2 separate regions of the Homo sapiens genome follow, and region 2 is linked to region 1. A link is a loop called in an ENCODE intact Hi-C map of the cell type or tissue named here. Cell type or tissue: heart right ventricle. All regions are shown on one strand.

Region 1 (8,000 bases):
CCCTTCATGGCAGCCCGTCCTCACTCCGCCCCGGCACCCTGCAGGGGCCCCTAACAAGCCCTCCCCTCCTGTCCTGGGCTCCCTGAACCCAATACACACAGCTCCCATCTGAGACCCCGGCCACCAAGACCCTCTGGAGTCATCTTGAGAGCCACCTTTGGGCCAGCGCCGACCCTCGGCCCCACACTATTATCCGGTCTCAAACCGGGACCCTGGCCACAGGGACCCCGGCCACAGGATGTGCACCTGTAGCATCTGCTGGAACACTGGCCACGCACAACCTGTCCCCAGCAGCGTCTTCAGCACATGGCCAGTACAGGTGTAGCTTCAGGATGCGTCCCATGGAGAAGTTGTAAGCTCACCTCCAAATCAAGACACACCCGGAGTGCTGTGGTATGATTTTTTTCACATATTTTAGTGGGTTTTCTTTTCCCTTTCTTCATCAAAGCCTCCTCTGTTCCCCAGAATGTGTGTTTAGAAAATCCCAAGAACAATCTGATCAAGCACCGGCTGAAGGGCAAACGGTCTACCTGCAAACACCTGGTCTCACTGCCCAGGTGCCTCCCATCTGCAGAACCTGTCAGAGCCGCAGTCTGGCCCTACCCAGGATGGGGAGATGAGTTGGGGGCACGTGTCCTGAGAGCTCTGGGTTTCGTGCTGTGAAGTTACGAGGGGCTATTTTCAGTTCTGAATGAACCTGGAAAACCCAGAAAGCATCTAAAGAAGAAAGGGTGAAGAAAATGTGTGACCAAAAAAAAAAGCCCAGTTAGATTTCGGCTGAGGTTAGTTCTAGGTTAGTTCAATTCTTCTTCACAAACACTTCAGCGATGCCTCAGCTCTCAGAGCCACAGAGCCCTTGGGCCTCCTCATCCTTCCTGGGGGAGCCGGGACACACAGAGCCCAGAGGCAGCCCAACAGGAGAGACGGCCACAGGGCAGAGTCACAGGAGGACACAGAGTGACCCCCTGCAGGCATCATGGACTGGGTGGAGCCTGGGAGAACAGAGACAGAGAGATGAATAAAGATAGGGAAATAGATGAATAGAGTAAGAGAGACACAGAGATAGTACAGAGATGGACAGAAAGAAGACACACAGAGACAAGGACAGAGAGAGATCGAGACAGAAATAGAGGGGCAAAGAAAGATAGACAAAACAGAGAGGGAGAATGGCAGAGACCAAAGATAGAATCAGAGAGACAGAGAGAGAGGAAGACAGAGAGAAAGAGAGATAGAGAGACAGAGATGGAGAATGGCAGAGATCCAGAGAAAGAATGAGAGACAAACAGAGAGACGGAGAGAGATAGAGGACAGAGATGGAGAATGACAGAGACCAAGAGATAGAATCAGAGAGACAGAGAAAGAGGGAGACAGAGAGACAGAGATAGACAGAGATGTAGTATGTAGAATGGCAGAGATCAATAGACAGAATTAGAGAGACAGAGACAGAAAGAGACAGGAAGAGACAGAGAGAAAGAGACAGAGAGAGACAAAGAGACAGAGACAGGAAGAAACAGAGACAGACAGAAAGAGAGAGAGCAAATGGCAGAGACTGAGAGAATCAGAGAGACAGGTACAGAGAGAGACAAAGAGACAGAGAGAGACAGAGAGACAAAAAAGAGAGCGAGAGAATGGCAGAAACTGAGAGACAGAACTGAGAGACACACAGAGACAGAGAGAAAGAGAGAGCCTAGCCTCTAACTCTCCACTTGGCTTTGCCAGGGAAATTCTTTTCTCCTTTTTGTTGAACTCCAGGGTAGACTGAGAAGAGTGAGGAGGAGACCCGGAGACAAAGGCACAGCCCGAAATGACAGGGCCGCAGGGTGACGGAGCCTTGAGGCCACCACACCCCCTGGCTGCCCCACACCCTCTTGGGGCACAGCCCTGGGTCCCGAGTTCCTCCCCCACCCCCGCCCGCATTTGTCAGGCCACCCTGAGCACACTCTAGAACAGCCTGCACCTGCCTGCGTCGGACAGCAGATTCAAGCCACACTGCCCTGAATTCCTCAGGGCAGATTGCCCTGAGTGTCCGGCCAAGGCCCTGGGGACTCTGGTGCAGAAACAGAGGCTGTGTCCTCCCAAGACCGACTTCCAGGGAACTATGCCCCCGGCCCTGCTGTCAGAGCCACTGGGAGGAGGGCGTCCTGCCCCTGCTGTCAGAGCCACTGGGAGAAGGGGGTCCTGCGTGGAGCCCAGAGGAAGCCCCAGAAATTGACAGAGTGTGGCCTGGGAGTCAGCCTCGTGTCAGCCTCCAGGAGCAGAGCAGGACAAAAGCCTCGGCCTGGCGGGCTGCCCTCCTTCCTGCTGCCTTCTAGAATAAAGTTGGCCAGACAACCTACAGATATGTTTGGAATTTAACAAAACAAAACGAAATTAAAAGGTAGTAGAAATGAGGGAAGGGACTAGGAATGGTGTACAAATCTAAATGACAGCTGCTAATGATTTTTCAAAATTTCCTTCAGATTTTGGGGTACAAAAAAATGCAAGTGGTGTTTTGAATATCTGAGCACAGAAATTTTGATTTGCTGCACTTATTGTTCTTTTGGGTTAAAATCCCTCATGAAAATCACATGTCTGAGAATCCTATTACTGGAGAACACTGAAATATAATATTCATTTAGCAAATAAAATAAGTTAAGCGATTGCTTTGAATAAAACCCGACTCACAAAGTGGACTGACCTCACAGCAAAAAGAAAATAGCACCCTATTTAGCCAGTCCAGGCCCCAGGCAGGCAGCCCGCCTCACACTCCCCCTGCTTACTCTGGTTATTTTAAAACCAAAATTCTGCTTCAATAACATGATACTCTTATCTGATATGTGGGTAGTAATCCTGAATGTAACATGCATATCCCAGACTTCTAAATAAAGACAGTAGAAACATCAAGCTAAAATGTCCCTGCTTTTTAATTCCCTAATTTAGCATTCTGCATCATGAGCCAATTCTTTAAAGCTGGAAAGTTGAACTCACTTGGGGCAGCAGGCCCGTGGGGTATTTTTGCAGGCAAGGTGGCAGAAACTTTGCTGGTGGTGGTAACCCCAGACCCCACCATGCGACCCTCCCCTAAAAGACAGAGCTCAGCCATTCTGGGGCTCCCTCCTGTGGTGGATTCTTGGAACCAGGGAACCTGGGAGACAACCTCTTCCACCTCTTCCAAAAAAGGACAGGGGCTTCCCCTCACACCAGCTGGGTGATTGCACCTGGATGTTTCCAGCAGGGTGTAGGTGGTGGGAGAGATGCCAAGAGTACAAAAAAAGAAGTTATGACTCCACCTGGGTTTTATCTCTAAATGAAAAGAAAGATCTATCTTTGGCAACTCTCTCCAAAAGAGAAATCTTTTAAGAATGAAGAACTGATTAGCATACTCACAGATCTGCGTATCCTAAAAAGAAAGAACTTAACGGACGTGTATGTTCAGGTCAGAGAGATTGCTCAGTTTCCTTAGCCTAAGATGTTTACAAAAACCTAGAAAATATACACCCAGAGAGGGAGGGAGAGAGAGAGAGAGAGAGAGAGAGAGAGACAGAGACAGAGAGAGACAGAGAGAGAGCGCGAGCTGCCTGGCAGGGATTCTGTGAGGACACAGGAGATCATGTCTGCAGGGCACAGAGAGAGGGCTCTGTCATGTTTTAGGAGAGAAGGGTACAGAGTGTAAAGTGGGTTTTTTATTCTTACAGGCACCTTAATCCCATGTTTCAGATGCTTTCATCCTGTTTCTGGAGAAGGCGTCCATGTTTCCAGAAAATAGCCTTCGCATGTGGCAGAATGAGGCAGAAAACATGCTCTTATGACTATTCAGAGCTCATGGGACAACGTTCTTCACAAAGTGTCAATTATTGGATGAGTGTAAGCTTTTAGAGTAACATTTCCAGTTACATGTACTCGGGAGTTCAATTTAGCATTTTACTGATGATTTCCAAGACCCCGGCTGCAGGCAGGGGCGACCCGAGGGAGGGAGGGAAAGCTCAGTATTCAGCTCTCCTGGGCTTTCCCCTGGGGAATAAATCAGTGCAGCAAATGGAAAGGTAGCCTGAGGGAGTGAGCTCTAGCCACACCCATTGCTTGGGAGAATTAAGGCCAACCCATTCACGGGAAGAAACAGGATCCTGTAACACATTTGCATCAACTGGTGGCTGTATTTCCAACCTAGGATAATGGAATCAAGATGAAAATCTAGTTTGAATAAAAATAATACGTAAAGTATCATGTGGGGGTGCCAAAAAATTCAAAAAACAATGAGTGGTGGAAACTGGTTTAGCAGAATCTTAAATTTGGAGACACTTAGGATTATTATCTGATCACCAACTAGTGCCACCTCACAAGGTCACGTTCGGGTTTAAGTGACCAAATGCTTGTGCAAGACCATATCTGGTGTTGGGACCACATTCTTAAAAGGATATCAATGAACCAAAGCTCCAAACAGAACCCGGTGGAGAAAAGGAACTGAAAGTGTCAGGGCCCGAGATCATTCTTTTACATCCTGGGGAAGCAGCATCTACTACATGCATCCAGCACTTCAACATGAATATCTCATTTAGTCTACACAAACACCCCAAATACTGGAAGAGAGAACCCAGGGCCTGAGAAGAAAGGGGTAGAGGAACAGGGAAGAGAAGGACTGGCTGGGAAGGGGACCCATCTGCTGACAACCTAAGCATCTTGTTTAAATACTTAAATAAGGGGCCCTGGAAAATAGATGATGTCCGTTCCTGTTGATTCATTAAGAGATAAATGTTTAAAGATTACACAACTCTCAGCCTTCATTCAAACACAAACCCTTTCAGCATTCCTAGTTGACAACTTCTTATATAGGATCCAAGAGGAATTCTCCTTAGAACAAATTTCGCTCTATGGTGACTGGCATGACAGCAGGCCACCAGAATGCTCACATTATCTTTCTTGCTCAGTGTTCAAAACTTTATGTACATTTGTATTCCAAAGACAGAGGCCTAGACTGTCTTTGAAAGGGCCGTAATGTCATATTATCCAGATTGATTCACCAGTAAAAGCTACCTTCATCTTTTCTCTCTCCTTCCTTTTCTTTTTTCTCTTCTCTCTCTTCTCTTTCTCCTCCTCCTCCTGATAGATAAGCACATCTCAAGGAAGCAGCAATGACAGGATCCTGATTGAAACTCACTGTCCTTGGGAATGTAGGACCACAGGGCACAGTCCTGACCAGGGTCGGAATGGGATTTGATAGGCTGCTAACTGCTTCTTCTTTGATGCGGCCATTTCACAGTGAAGAATATGACTGTCCCTCTAAAGATATGTATGTTACAAAATTTAACTCAATTGTCCTTTGAAATGAAGGGATGACAGAAAAGCACGTGTTTATTTTATGCTTCATTAAAGGTAATGAAACCTTCTAGAGGGTCCAGAAGTGCTTGTCACACACAGGGAGCTGGACAGCCCAGAATCTTAATGCCAAAGAATGGCCATGCACGGTTTATCTGACAGTCCCAAGCTGCCAGCCACCGCAAAATGAAAGGATACTAACTTCTTTTTTCCAAGGTACATTTTAGGTTAGTTTTAATTGTACTTAAAAAAATTCTTGATTACATAGACCCACATCCCATGTGGCATGAATTAATATACAACCAAAACCAAAAATATACCCTAAAGTTGGCCTGATTCTTTTTCATCCAGATCTCTCAAATTATTTTTAAAATTATAAGCACATATGGAATTTCCTTTGTTATTTGAAATTTCTATCTCCTATCTAAAAGTAATTCTCTTATTTAAAAGGTGACTATATTTTATGAAGTCATTTTCCCTCAATTCGATTGCTAATGTCAGGAAGAATATTACAGTGACCGCTATAAATGTGAGGAAAGTTTGTACACATGGTTCTGAGATACGACTTCAGATTTACATTTTTTTCTCAACGTTATAAGAAACGCCATGGCAGAGGAATAAGGGGGCAAGCGTGTGGGTGGATTCATGTGAAGACGGATCAATCTGCACAGACACTGGGAATCAGACAACAGAAGCTGGACACAGGGAGCCACAGGCAGGTCTGCGTTCACTTCTGAAGATGGGCGATGGGCCACAAATGTGGTTCCATGTGAGCGAAGAAAGAAAAAACCAGGTAATTAGGTGTAAAAAAACTGAACATGGGGGTTAGATTTTGAGTGGCACATTAGACCCACAACACCAAATGCAAGCAGGGCATCATAAAATAGTAAAATTGGAAAATATTTGGTGATATGTGTCTGCCCAACACAGGGACCCCATTGAGGTAATATCAACCCTACCATTCTAAAACTGAAAACGTGCCCAAAGACATTAGAATTATTAGTCTACTCACTCCAACAACACGTTTCCATCCTTGCTCAAAGTGCTACGAATATGTTAATTAGTACTTTACTTTAAAACGTAAATATGTATCGCAAGGCTTATGGTAGGAAGAGGGAGTTTAGCAAAAGATGTGCATAAGCCTCATTGCCTCAGTGGAGACAGGGTAGCCAGCACCATCCTCCTCCCCATCACCATCCTCCCCATCACCATCCTCCTCCCCATCATCGTCCTCCCCATCACCATCCTCCTCCCCAGTTCTGTCCTCCTCCCCATCTCCGTCCTCCTCCCCATCCTCATCCTCCTCCCCATCACCATCCTCACCATCCCCGTCCTCCTCCTCATCCCCATCTTCCTTGCCATCTCCGTCCTCCTCCCCATCCTCATCCTTCTCCCCATCATCGTCCTCCCCATTGCCATCCTCCTCCCCATCTCCATTCTCCCCATTGCCATCCTCCTCCCCATCTCCATCCTCCTCCCCAGCGCCATCCTCCTCCCCAGTGCCATCCTCCTCCCCAGCCTCCTGGGAGTGGTTCCACACCTTCTGCTTTGCTCCTGAAAGCCCAGGTCACCACCAGGAGGGCTGCTCAAGTCCAGCACAATGTTGCTTTCATGGCAGAGAATTTGAAAGAGTCTCTTCTGTGGGAGGATTTTGCTCCTTCACAACTCAGCCCTCAATATCATCAACTCACCACTAATCCTAGTCACAAATCGCAGGTCGGTTTGGGCCTGATGTGGGAGAATGCCTACCATCTTCCTGGTCCACTGTGGGCTGATACATGGGACAACCCTGACCTGGGCAGGGAAAGCCTTCAGGAGTCAATGTCCCTAATCCCAAGAAGAAATCAAATGTCCATGGTGACACCCAGCTGGTATGCAGGGTGGATTTATTTGATTCTAGCGCCTTCACTGATCACTGAACAGAGTAAGAGATAAACAAAACACCCTGACGCAGGCAAGGTCAACTTACATACCACAGCATTTTTTTTTTTTTTTTTGCCAACAAACTGGTGAACTTGTCCTTTAAGAAGTGACTAAAATCCAGCAGACTCGGTATCCAAAATGAGATGGGCCTAATGGTGACCTGCACTCAAGGGCTCTGAACCCCTGATCAAACACACCACAGGCCATCGTGTTTACCTACAACTCTTCCACCTTCAGAAACTTTGTTATTATTGGAAGACTCTTTTCTAAGAACCTCAAATGTTAAGAGTTTGCCTACCCCTTTCCCCCCAAAAATGTCTGCCCTCGGCTGGGGGCTAGGGCAGGGATAGGAACAGTGAGAGATGATGCAGCTGGCTCTAGGGCAGGGCCCAGGGCACCCACACTTTAGCAGAAGGAAGGAGTGTGAGGAACAGAAACTAGAAAACCCTTCAGGGAGTCTCAGCTGGTGCTAAAATAGAAATAGCAGCATCCACGGTCAGTATCTTGGTAAAAGGAGAAGCAAAGGAAGTTTCTTCTAATTTGGGCAGAAGCATAAAAGAGAAAGAAAATCGATGACCAGCCACAGTGAGTGGATCACCTGAGCTCAGGAGTTCGAGACCAGCCTGGACAGCATGGCAAAACCTCATTTCTAAAAAAAAAAATACAAAAAATTAGCCAGGCGTTGTAGCGTGTGCCTATAGTCCCAGCTCCTCAGGAGGCTGAGGCAGGGGAATCGCTTGAGCCCAGGAGGCAGAGGTTACAGTGAGCCAAGAGTGCACCACTGC
Region 2 (8,000 bases), 430 kb before region 1:
TCAAGTAAGACATAAAACAGAATATCCAGACCAGTGAGCCGTCTTGAACTTCGCAATAAACGTCGATTCCCTGACTTTTGATGCCGAATGTTAGTGGGAGATGTGTGCAACCATGGGGTTCTGCTGGGTCTGGGCAGTGATGGCCGCGCAGGTCCAGCCACCAGCCCCTGGAGGTCAGCGTTAAAATGGCGGCGTCTATGTCAGGACGACAGGAGCCACGGCTTGGCGGAGACCTATCCACAGTCAGCACACCAGCGGACGGGGTTTGCAGAGACAGTTCTAATGATGCTGTTTAAAATAGCTCCGGACTCCTGGACAAGCCAAGAATAAAAGGATGAATAATCAGTGAATAAAAGTGCCTGGCTCTGTTTTTACCCTGGCATCTGGAAATACCCTTTGTGGTCAGTTTTGATAAAAATAATTAGCAAGTCGCATGGGTGATTATAATCAGTATTAATCTTGCACAGCTGAAACACGAGTTTAGTCTACCTTTTTTAAAAAAAGGATCTGCTGGTATTCCTAATCTGTCCTAGGCTGGCCATCTTCCTGATTTAGGTATCTCTGAATCCTTAATGCTGGGCACATTCGAAACCTTGGCATCTCACTCCTAGAGAACAACCCACTCTGTGCCCAACAGCCTGCAGGTTGGCACCTGCCTGGCCTGGGATCTCCCTGTCCCCAGCACCCCAGCGTATCTCCTGCTCTTTCTCTCCATACTCCCCACAGCTGGGCCACAAACTCCAATCCATGGACCACAGCCTCTGTGCAGGCCTTGCCCTCTGAGCAGCTGGAGAGCAGAACGATGTCCATCATGTTGAAAGAGGCCAAGTTAGGGGGGCAGGTGAGCCAAGCCCCTCGTCTGGGACAGGGGCCCTCAGAGGCCAGCAGAGACCCTGTGTGAGGGGAACCGGGCCCCGCGTCTCATCCTGAGACCCCAGGAGCAGCTGGGATGAAGATCCTAGGACTGCTCATTTGTTTCCATTGCTGCTGTAACAAATCACTGCAAATCACTGCTTAAAACAACACAGATTGGTCCCCTCACAGTTCTGCAGGCCGGAAGTCTAAAATCCAGGCGTCTAAAATCCAGGTGTCGGAGCTTTGAGGGAGAATCCCTCTTACTGCCTTTCCCAGCGCGAGAGGCTCTCTGCATCCTGGGCTCCCGGCCCCTTCCCCATCGTCACACCTCAGCCTCTGGTTTTGGGGTCACAGCTCCTTTTCCTGACTTGGATCCCCAGCCTCCCCGCTATGAGAACCCTGTGTCAGCGTCCCCACCCCCAGATGGGCCAGGGTCACCTCCCCATCTCACCAGCAGATTCCCAGCTTGAAACAGTAATTTAATTGCACTGCAGAGTCCATTTTGCCAGGTAAGGAAAAGCGCAGGTTCCTAGGTGGGTGGAGACGCGCAGATCTTCAAGGGCCGTCGTCCATCCTCCTACGGAGGGGCCCAGAGGCACAGGTGAGGTCAGCCCCGGGCAGTGGTGCAGGCACTACACACACGATTCTTTTGCTGCTACAAGCTCTTCAAGAGTCTACGGAAATGTTTCTGAACACAATTTTATTGGCTCCCAAACAGGAAAAGTTACTGCAAACTTTAATAAAGGTTTACTCATTCACCTACAAAAATTTCACTTGTGTATTCACAAACGATTATAACTTTTTTTTTTTTTTTTTGAGATGGAGTCTTGTTCTGTTGCCCAGGCTGGAGTGCAGTGGCGCGATCTCAGCTCACTGCAACCTCCGCCTCCCGGGTTCAAGCGAAGGAATGAGGCACCTGGCCTCTAGTGAGCACGGCTCTCGGGCGAGGTGGGTGACGCTGGGTTTGCTTTTCTCTCTGTACTTTTTGTTTTTGTTTTCTGAGGTGTGCCATATGATGAAAAGATGTTGGGTCCTTAAATTCAACTTTCAGTGGGAGAAATGCTTTCATCCTGGGCTATGATTCTGCGGGAGAACCAGGTGGTTCTTCTCACGAGATACACTCAATCCTCATTTTCGACTGTGAATGTTTCTGAGGGAAGGGTAACAGTAAGTGGGGAAGGGAATAGGCCCTAAGTCAGGGATAATAACCTTTTCATTCCCTGGGTTCAAGCGATTCTCACTCTCAGGGCGAGCACCGTGCCTGTGCGCTTCCTGAGATAAGTCTCAGCGACGGACCGGCACAACCTCCGTTTGACTCCACAAATGCTGAGTGTGGGCAGGAACCGCTTTTTAAATATTAACTAACTTTAAATTACATCAGTCCCTTTTTCAGAGCAGTGAAACCCGCCAGGGTGCAAACACAAAGGTTCTTTTTAATAAAGAAAAAAAAATCACAAATAGGAATACAGAAAGAACATCTGTTATTTTTAGAATACTTCTTACACTTTTTACTTTCTCATTAACAACTGATAGTATGTCATGCATTTTAAACTTCTTTTTTTTAAGAGGAAAAGGAAAAAAGAAAGAGAAAAAAGAAGAGAAATAAACCACAGAAGCTGACAAAAATCCATCGGCCCACAAATATTAATATTTTATGAACTCCTAATCTGTGTCCAGTGCTGGGCTGGGCTGAATATTCGTTCTGTCACAACCTGCTTTCACATTTTTCCGTTGATGGGCTGCCTGACATAACCTCTCAGTAGATACAGAAATACAGAAATAGCCCTTGCATAATACATTCTGGAGGTGACGTAGGAACTCTCTGCTGTGCCATGTGGGGACGCTAATGAAAAAGCTGAGCTGGCCCGTCGACTCTGTGGGCGCCGATGGTGTGTAAATCTTGTGCGCGCCCGGCCAGGGTGGCCAGCCTGCGGCCTGGGGACGGAGGGGCGCGGCTGCCCCAGACGCTGTCCGTGTGGCCCGGCCGGCACCGGGGCCACCTCCCGGCCACAGCCTCCGACGGCCACCACCTGGGGAGGCCCCGCCAGTGACAGCGCCCAGTTACTGGAAACTGCGTGGCTATGTCTTGGGGTCGGTTCCTGAGCAGCTCATAAATAAGGGCTTCCAGAGGTGCGTTTTCTATTTGCAGTAACCCCCTTCTCCTCCCACCTCCTCAAGTGATAAATCTAGCAGCGAACTCAACGGCGTCGTTGTTCCCGCAATACTAGGGTCAGAAATGAATCAATGCCGCAGTGTCGCTCGGCCGCAGACAGGCCGTAAATATACCATTATTAATCTCTGCTTAATAAATGAAAAGGCGGGGCCGCATGGCTGCTGGCTGCGGTGTCTGTGCGGCCCGGATCAGTGGCCTCTTTGTTTGGGGTGAGGTGGGTGGGGGACTGGTGTTGTCACCTGAAAACGGAGACATGGATCACACCCCTGTCCCCAGAAGGCCCCACCGTTCACCATTGATGACTCACAAACACAACTGTGGGGCTCTGAATCCAGAAAGAATGCACACTCGCTGGGCGTGGGAATGGTGGTGCCTCTGGAATAAACATTTACCCTGGAGGTGTGTGTCTGCTTGCAACACAAACGTCTGTCCATGCTGCAGTCTCTGTGTTCCCATCGCCCCGCATGACGCTGCCTCTTCACAGGGTCAGGAACAGCGCCTGTCTAGAGGGTGCAGGGAGAAGGGAGCAGCAGTTGTTGGCTCCGAGAGCAATTTTTCATGTCCTTCCACACAAGCTCTCCCTCCTCACTTTCAGTCACCTGCAATGGTGGAATTTTTTTACCCTTATTTTAAAAATTAAAATGTACACACATGAAGATTCCAAAATAATTCGTTACTTCCTCAAACTGCAGCAAATGGGGAAAGTCAGAGCAAGACCCAGATCTTTGGAATTCAGATCCACTCTTCACACCGCCAGACGAGGCTGGGATGGCCTGGGATTCAGGAGAGGCGGTGAAGTTGGAGGGGGTCAGCAGCCCTCACGGCTACATCTGCAGGAGGACCACCAGGGGCCAGGCCCAGCGCTGGGTGAGCCTCCCTCCTCCTCTGCAGCAGGACCCCCATGGGGCCAGGCCCCGGGCTGGGTGAGCCTCCCTCCTCCCAGGCTCTGCAGGCCTCCTGGGCCTGGGCTCTCCGTGGCCCCTATCTGAAGCCCCGCTCTTCATACATTTGGCTTCCCAGCTTCTTCCCAGGTAATCCGACCATTGGCTTTACCCAAATCACTCAGGATTCAGGAGGAAAGAGCAGGTGAGGCAAAAAGGAGAAAGGGAAGCACAGAAAACTACGAAGAAATAATTAACAATCCTTCCATGCTAGAAAGAGGAAAATGCATTCATCCTTTCAGAATCCCGCGGGGCGGTTCCCGCCTGATGGAGCCAAGGTCCCCGCGGGTCTGGAACCCCTGGACAGGCCCGGCCTGATGAGCCATGCACGGTCCTGCAGGTCTGGACCCCCTGGACAGACCCGGCCTAATGAGCCATGCACAGTCCTGCAGGTCTGCGGTTCTCAAACCCCTGGACAGGCCCGGCCTGATGAGCCATGCACGGTCCAGCAGGTCTGGAACCCCGGGCAGGCCCCCAGGCAGCCCCGGCCCTTGGCGGCACCCGCGGAGCCGGCGCGCTGCGCAGCCTGAGCACCAGAGGGCGCTGGCGCGCTTTAAACGCGGACGGGAATTGGAAGCCCTGGTTCTGCCGCTCCCCGGTCCTTCCCGCGTCTCACGCGACGCCGGCCATGCAATTATTTGTGCACATAATTACGGCATAAAACGGACGCACGGTGAGCCCTTTAACGCACCCTGTCTAAATATCTGATAGTTTTCAGTTCCATGGACACATTCTGGTGGATTCAGGTTTTGACACTTCAATGATTTCGGAAGCCCTGTAAGAAAAGTAAAACCGAATTACAAACAGGAAGGACAGCAGGAAGCCCTCGCCTGCAGTGAGAAGAGAAACCTCAACAACACTACGCGTTCTGAAAACCTAGCAAATCTTCTCCAACAAGGCCCATCTGAACGTGATACAATGTTTCTACTGAATAACGGCCCCACATACACATTTCCCCCAATTTTTCTGCATATTATTCAACCACCTTTTCATGTGCCAATGGCTATCTCTATTTTAATATTGTTTTCCTTAGAGAGAACAGAAAGAAAACTCAGTTTCCAGAGTCGCAGGAAATAGAGTTGTATTGGGACTGCGCGGTGAGCCTAAACCCGTGGTCCGCCGCAGAACTTGCTTTTCCGACTGCCAGCCCCGCCCGGCACTGCCGACGCTGGGGTTCTGAAAAGTTCTACCTTGCACAAGTAATTGCCATTGTGTTTGTGCCACATGCCTTTTCCTGTGTGTGATGTGTTTATCGCTGCATGTACTGCATTCTCGACAGGAGATGCTTGACAGACGAGGACTTTTGTTTGGATAAGGTGGGGATGAACCTGCATATAATTTAGGGTGTACAGATTGGAAGAATTTCCTGCAGAGCAGCTTCGGGGTCGGCGCCTTTGAGCCTTGTGTCTGCCTGGCTGTCCATCCCCCTGGGCCCTGGAGGACCCTTCTGCGTCGGAACTGACCTCTGGCCCTGCTCCTTCTTGTCACAGGCCGGGTGAGACACACGGTGGTTGGGTGAATGTTCTGGAAGCCACTTCCACACTGGGAAGATCAGCAGTAATTCAACTATCCACAGACGTGATGGTGAACCATGAGTGGATCCCACCATGCCAGAGTGAAATTACTGCAGTTCATCTCTTTTCAAATTGGATCTCAAAGTCCTCATGATCCCTTCGATGCCACCAGACACCAGGGAATGGCGGCAGAGAGGACATGGGAGGGGATGGAGAGCTGTCCAGACTCCGTGAAGACAGACATGTGTCCAGCTTCCCTCCTGAGTCCCTGCAAGAGACGGCAGCTGAGGGAGCTCACATTCAAGCTTCATGGACTGCACTGTAAATCCGTCTCCTAACAAGTTTGAAATGATTTAGAATAAATGAACCTAGAGTCATAGAATCACTGTTATTTGAGATTGAAGGGAACTTTTACATACACTGTCTGGCCTGTGGCTCTATCTGACAAATGAGAAAACAGACCCAGAATCTCAGAGCAGGGGCATGATACAGCACCAGCTCCCAGTTGGCCCTTTTTCACCTTATAGATTAAAGGTTTTCTTCCTTATTGGCAACCTACTTTAGAAGTCATTAAGTATCTCTCTGAGGAACTGCATGTGCTTCCAAAAGTTAAGCAAAGTTTCGAAGTTAGGTGCTGCAGCAAAACCTTTAAAAAAACCCAAAGTCTATATAGGCTGCTCTCTGCCCTACGAGTGCAATAGAAGAGTAACCCTTCTAGTGTAAGTCAAGGCTTGACATGGCCAACTCCGAAACCAAGTATTTAGGGAAGAGCATCCCGTCTAGCGTAAGTCTTGACACGGCCAAACCCGAAATGAAGTATTTAGGGAAGAGTAACCCTTCTAGTGTAAGTCAAGGCTTGACACGGCCAACTCCGAAAACAAGTATTTAGGGTGGGGTCGGGATAGTGAAAAGGGGAAGCGTGGATGTCCACCCAACAGGAGGCCGGATGCTGTGAGGTGGATTTAACCTGGCAGCACAGCCAAGGGCATACTTCAGTTATGGGGCAGAATCCTCTGATTCCTGCGTCTTTTGTTGCCATGTTCTTAAAGCTAGGGAAACAGTTCCACAGGCTTAACATGAAAACAGAGTAAGTATGGGACAAAATAAGGAAAACTTTGATAGATTGTATTTGGAATATGCCACCCCCTTTTCCACTGTGCCATGATAAAATAAAAATGTGGAGTTTATGGTTTATGTTCTGGGAAACATCAATTGTTTTAGGAGCGTGATAAATACTTTTCATTGGAGCCTAGGCTTGTACCTATTAGACTCACAGTACATTTTGCTACATAGAACTCATGGCTCCTACAAAAGATTTTTTCTTGCATGTTTACATGAAATAAAGCATTATTACAACATCGTGAATATTTTTACAATTAAAACTGAAGTATTTGATTGTTATAGATGGGCTAATAAGTTTCTTATTGGAAACTTGGAATTCTTCTTCTGGAAATCTTCGCTATTCCCGCAATATGTCAGCACTGCAGACACCATCAACCCCATTTTCTACAATTTGTCTATATTCTACTATTTCCATATTAAATAATTTTATTTGCTTTAGGCCACTGTTCTGCGTTCTACACCAAAGCAAAATGTGTGTGTCATGGGACCCAGGACTGGGCTCTAAGAAACGCAGAGCTTCCGTCTCCTTGTTGGGAGCTGTGGAAATGACTGGCTCGTCAAGTAATGACTTCTGCTTCTCACACACCTTGCAACCCTGACCCCTGTGTCACATCACGGGATATCATGGTCTCACACACAGACCATTCAAAGACTGGCATACCTGATGTTTCAGATTTCAGCTCTCCGTTCCCAAAAGCACATTCTACTTGTCTCCAGGATTTTCTTTATAAACACTCAAATCTGGTCAAGTCTGTAGGCTGGAGCCTGAACTCCTCCGTAGCTCATAAGTCTACATGGAATCCACCCATCTCTGTCATCTTGTGCCCCCTTTCCTCTGTGAGCTCCAGGTTTAAGCTACAACAGACCCTTCATCAGCCATCGGACACACCTTGCCTTCTGAAGGTTCTGCGGCTCAGCTTAGAATGGCCTCCCTACCAAGGATTATTCAGTTAAAATGTTCTTGAAACTTGGATTACATTGCTTGCCTCTCTGTTTGCAACATTAACTGCATATATTTTCTAATATAGTGCAGTAATCTTATTTTAATTACATGTTTATATCAAATTTTTTCATTACAATGTGAGGTTCTTCGACTCTGCCTTCTTTATGCTAATTCTGAGCACAGTGCCCAGCTTAGTTCATGGCTTCCATTAAGAAATCGTCAAAGATATAAATGAATAAACGGCTGTGTATACATTAGGGTGCAATAGTAATTGTCAGGCTCAATTATAGACTATTCAGGACAATCAGCCAAAAACTAAGCTAGGGAAACACTAATGGCATACAAATATTTTAGGTTCTTCTCTAAAGGAGCTCCTGGATAGCTGGGAAGCCCTTTGACCTTGAGTCTAGTTCCTAAGATCTTGCTAAGCCCTCAGTGGTCACTGAACTCAG

The links. Peaks named below come from ENCODE experiments on the same cell type or tissue, not always from the same donor. Only the 100,000 strongest peaks of a DNase experiment are listed, where the experiment ranks them.
Region 2: a loop joins it to region 1, with 2.7 times the contacts of the local background. A loop is called at or near these places in 10 of 110 quality-filtered maps.

Annotation. Positions count from the first base shown.
Region 1 is chr6:168,447,120-168,455,119 of GRCh38, reverse strand. All of the region lies in intron 1 of SMOC2 (SPARC related modular calcium binding 2), which reads right to left. Among named protein-coding and RNA genes, the nearest start is that of SMOC2, 9.9 kb to the right of the region's middle. RefSeq lists an enhancer at 1-431. In heart right ventricle, a CTCF peak has its summit at 3,100 (motif pointing left); a DNase peak (open chromatin) is centred at 2,249; H3K27ac peaks cover 2,904 bases; H3K27me3 peaks cover 4,412 bases.
Region 2 is chr6:168,881,315-168,889,314 of GRCh38, reverse strand. No RefSeq gene overlaps it. Among named protein-coding and RNA genes, the nearest start is that of LINC01615, 280 kb to the left of the region's middle. In heart right ventricle, a CTCF peak has its summit at 4,506 (motif pointing right); a DNase peak (open chromatin) is centred at 4,504; H3K4me3 peaks cover 416 bases; H3K27me3 peaks cover 2,580 bases.